2 separate regions of the Homo sapiens genome follow, and region 2 is linked to region 1. A link is an interaction called in ENCODE POLR2A ChIA-PET data of the cell type or tissue named here. Cell type or tissue: Panc1. All regions are shown on one strand.

Region 1 (2,500 bases):
TCTTCCAAGGAAGAAGTACTTTTTATATTAGTCAAGGAGTTCAGAGAAGCCTTCTTGGGGAAATGAAGCTAGACTTAGCCTGAAGGATAGATGAGAATAAGCTACATTAGACTAGGGAATGGGATAAGCACCCCAGCAGGAGGAAATCACACAAATGCAAGCCCTAGCAAACCACAGACTAGCAAAGCACAGTGCAGCTGATAAGTACACAGGGCTGCAAGCTGGAGAGGTGGATGAGAGCCTTGCTTTGTCTTCCTCTTAGAGCAATGGGAAGCCACTGAAAGCTTTCAAAATTAAGGGCCAGGGCAGGGTTGCATTTTGAAAAGACCTCTCTGATGCAGTGTGGAGAGTGGATTAGAAGGGGTGCATAGAGGACAATTTATTCCTCCTGAAGGATACTTTACAACTCTCCAGGATAGAAGTGAGTTTTTTCTATTTCCTATATCTTAGCATTGCTGGGTTCATGACAGACAGACCCTTACAGAAGTACTTTCATTTCTTTTCTAATCAGTTTTTTGGCTTCCATTTTCTTTTTTCTTACTCAGATAAAAGTGATTCTGGATTCAAAACAACTCACAGGAAAGGGTGATAGAAACCAACCAAATGAAGTAAAGTATATCTTAAAAGGCAGGCAAGACAAAGAGCCAACTGTCTCACCTTAAACTCTCAGTTCTCTCAGAGAATCTTCACTTCCACTATGAATCCTCTTGGAATTGCTACTAAGGCAAATAGTAATATGTTCTTTTTTCTTTCTTTTATTTTCTTGAAACTCAGGCCCTAAAGCATTCTTATCAATTTACCTATTCCAGCAAAACTATGTGATCCTTACAGTAGAGTGACAAAGACCTGGGTTCAAACCCTTGTTTGGTTGGGTAAAATTGCATACGTTCATGAACCTCTTCTAACTTCAATACTTTTATTTAATAACAAAATTAAGAGGTTAATAGTACATGTCCAAAGTGTTGCAATAAGTCAATAAGATGATGCATGCAAAGGGCTTAGCACAGTGCACTACACCCTAGTGGTAAAGTGATGTTGTTTGGAGCCAAATCATTCTTGGCTCAATTCCCAGCTCTATAATTTATTAGCTCTATGGCCTTGAGCAAGTTATTTGCTGTGTTGAAGCATTTTTTTTCTTATTTGTAAAATGCATATAAACATATCATTTTCTGGTGTTTTTATGAGGATTACTTGAAAAAAGCCATACAAAGTACTTAATAGAGTAACGGGCATGTAGTCAGTGACTGGCTATATGGTTATTGCTATCATTATCAGAATTATTGACACTCAATAAATTTAATTCGCTTCTTATTTTATCCTTTATTTTAATTATTTTATAAGGATTTTCCTTCCATCTATTGTCTTCTTTGCATAATTGCCATCAACCTCCCTTATATGTTGTTGTGTAGTTCTCTCTCTCCTCCCCACTTTCTTCTATCTCTTCTCTCAAAATGTAGACAACCAAAACAGGGAAATAATAAAAACCAATACAATCATCTAAAAGTTTGAGAAGTTAATTGTTGGCAAGAAGTTTGTTAGAACACAGAGAAAAAAGCCACAATTTCAAAAATTATCAAACCAATTTAATTCTTGACATGGGACTAGAGTTTTATAAACCTACCTATCTCATCTGTTCCCAGTGGACACTCAGAAAACTTGATACTAAACTAAAACATCCACACCATATCTTTCATAAATAGCCTGTGGAGTACCTGTCAACCAAGAAGTGAAAATGATTCAATTTTTATGGGGTAAGATCTTTGAATTTACTCTAGATTCAGATATTTCATATTCTCAAACAAAACGACTTTCATCTATATGTGCTACTTTGGTTTAGAGTCTAAGTTCCACAGTGAACAAAACTGTCTTGTAAAATTTAATTAACATGTAAAAATAAACCATGTATTTTTTCACCTTTTCCCTTATATCAGGAATAAAAGAGAAACTTAGCAATACTAAGCATATTCTTCTTTTATTACAAAAGAACAGTTGTTCTGATACACATTTGTCGAAAGGAAACCCTCAGAATTTTTAGTTTACTAATAGAATTGGTAGAAACTGTAAGAAAATGTTCAAAATATTTTAAGTGCACAGTCAGGAAAGAAAAACTTTCTTTTCTATATGTGAATAATTATATTGTCTAATCTTACTTAAAAACTTTTTAGCTCAGATTTTAAAATTACATGTTACATAATATTAACCTACTCATGATACACATTTTTATCCCATGGAGCAAGTTGATGTGATTGATCTCTGGAATATTATTTGACTTCATGAAGTAGACTTGTCCTCTATGCTTCTAAGAGTAGATTTCTAATTTTGTTCAGTTTTGTTGATATCTGTACTAGACTGTAAGACTTAGTAGGTTAAAACATAAAGTAAAATAACTCCAATTTTGTGTAATAACATTTTAAAATGCAGTAAAATTTCCAACAATTATTAAAAATCAGGTGTTTTTCCTGCTTAAATATTTTAGCCATGTTTGAGGTGAACCAGTTAG
Region 2 (2,500 bases), 570 kb after region 1:
AAACTTTATGAGGATTTTTTTTGTGATTTTTTAAAGCTCATCAGCTATCATTAGTGTTAGTGTGCTTTGTGTGTGGCCCAAGGCAATTCTTCTTCTTCCAATGTTGCCCAGGGAAGCCAAGGGATTGGATATCCCTGCTTTAGAGATACCAAGGAGGTCATTCAGTTCCTGACTATCCACAGATTCTACTGTATTTATGTCCATTTTCTTTCAAGGTATTAACCTGTTTATCATCATCATCATCATCACATAATGGGACACATAATGGGAGTCATGGGTCATGGTGACTTTTGGTGTCCAGTTTGTAGCTATTACTTTCTGTTTTGTTTGTCCCACATACAAAAACATTCCAGAAGTTAATTTTAGGGGTGAGTTTATATCTGTAAATGGTACTCTGTAGCATTCATAAATAGGATTTCCAAGCCATTTTTAAAAGACATATTCCAACTACAACTAATCCTTTTTCCTAGGTAGAAAAATTGAGGAACACAGAGGAAGTGATAGTGTTTGCACTAATTACAATTGCATAATGGTAAAATGATAAGCATGGGATGATGTTGACCCAAATGTCAGAGTCTCCTCCTTTTTTTTTTTTTTTTTTTTTTGTTTGAGATGGAGTTTCACTCTTGTTGCCCAGGGTGGAGTGCAATGGCACGATCTGGGCTCACTGCAACCTCTGCCTCCTGGGTACAAGCGATTCTCCTACCTCAGCCTCCTGAGTAGCTGGGATTACAGGCATGTGCCACTATGCCCGGCAAATTTTTTGTATTTTTAGTAGAGACGGAGTTTCTCCATGGTGGTCAGGCTGGTCTCGAACTCCCGACCTCAGGTGGTTTGCCAGCCTCAGCCTCCCAAAGTGCTGGGATTACAGGCATGAGCCACCATCCCTGGCCTATCAGAATCTTTTCTATTGCTCTACATTGCTCTCAAGATTTCAAAAAAAATTATCACTATCTTTGATTAAGGCTAAAACAGAAACTACTTGATTCTCTGATCTTATTTGAGCTTTGGATTGGAGAAATTACTTTCCATTTAGAGGGAGAATTACCTTGATTGTCATTCTTGCCTGTTATTTATTTATTTATTGTTTCATGGCCAAATTATCCTAGATTTTGTATTTTAGTTTCCTGTCTGAGAAGAAATTTGATACCATGGAAAACCTTGCATTGTTTTACCCTAATAATTCATTGCTTACAATGTCTATGTGTGTAAACTATTCTCTTCACTTTGGGTTCAGTTTCATTTTCTGAGGATTTCTGAAGGTAGAAATTGTCTCTTAAAATGAAAATAGCAGTCCAATAGTCAGACCCAGAGTTTATTTGGAGAGTCATAGGAAAGACACATTATTGTACCTGAGTTATTATAATTGTCAATCAAGTTTTCTTAATGGAAAGTTGTAATTTGACATCAAATGTATCATTAATTCAAATGTGCCACAAAAAGTAAGCAAGCAAGTAATTGACCTTTGAATGGGAATGCATGTTGGGAAGCCCATATGAAACAGACTGAACTTAAAACTGCATGATTTTGTTGGACCCAATGGACTTCTTCATGGAAATATAAAAAATAACAAAAAGTTGGTTTATTTTATTTTACATAGACAAGAAGGCACTGAATAAAAAGGTCCCACAAAGATGCAGCAGTGAATTCTCACCCAGCAGTCTTCACCTCATACCAGCCATTCAAGCATCAAGATTACTACTTGCTGGCTTCAAAAGGTATTTCTGCTTGAGGAGTCATTTCTGCCTGCTAAACTTCTCTCCTTCTCTTTCAGCAGGTCCCATATGTTAAGAACAACCTTGGTTTCGGTTTAGCTTATTATCCACCTATTGCAGGGAGACCTTATGTTAAAATAATGAGAGCTAAAGGACTTAGAACCATTGGGGTTTCCAATATTTTTCTTAAAGTTGCATTTACTATTCCTACGCAGAATAAACAAAAAAATATAAATGTTTATACACACACACAGATACACACAGGCACACACAGACAAGCATACCATAGCATATAGGCTAATAATTTAATATTATTATATTCTAAAGCTAAGACAGACGAAAGTAGCCTTAGAATGTGTCATTATAATTCAGCCAAACTACTAGCTACTGCTCTGTTAATTATGCATAAAAACGAGAGGGTTATTTATGGCTGCTCTGGGATAGATGTATTTATACCGTACAGTCGGGGTCTCCCTATGGGCAGCTGCTTCATCAGTGCTCATTGAATTTAAAAGGCACTTTCCAGATTTATTTCAGATGGCAGCCTTTGAACCCAAGGGCCACCTTGATTGAACTGGTCTCAATGGTCGCTTGTCTCATCCCCTGAGAAGCTGCTGGCTTTGAGCTTGATTAGGCTCTGATTGATGTGTGCACCTTAAATCAGTTCCCAGGAAGTCCATGAAGAATGAAATGCCACAAAACTGCATTATCTCAGACAAATACATGAAGTGGAATCAGCTTCTATAGAAACGCATCTCAGAGACACGATATACGTGAATGTTGAC

The links. Peaks named below come from ENCODE experiments on the same cell type or tissue, not always from the same donor. Only the 100,000 strongest peaks of a DNase experiment are listed, where the experiment ranks them.
Region 2: POLR2A ChIA-PET joins it to region 1 with 6 read pairs; 2 of 35 experiments call an interaction of 5 or more read pairs at or near these places.

What each region holds. Positions count from the first base shown.
Region 1 is chr11:40,513,301-40,515,800 of GRCh38, forward strand. The region is part of intron 3 of LRRC4C (leucine rich repeat containing 4C); the gene reads right to left. Among named protein-coding and RNA genes, the nearest start is that of LRRC4C, 950 kb to the right of the region's middle. In Panc1, no CTCF peak of the experiment used is centred here; a DNase peak (open chromatin) is centred at 1,045.
Region 2 is chr11:41,079,760-41,082,259 of GRCh38, forward strand. The region is part of intron 1 of LRRC4C (leucine rich repeat containing 4C); the gene reads right to left. Among named protein-coding and RNA genes, the nearest start is that of LRRC4C, 380 kb to the right of the region's middle. In Panc1, no CTCF peak of the experiment used is centred here; no DNase peak of the experiment used is centred here.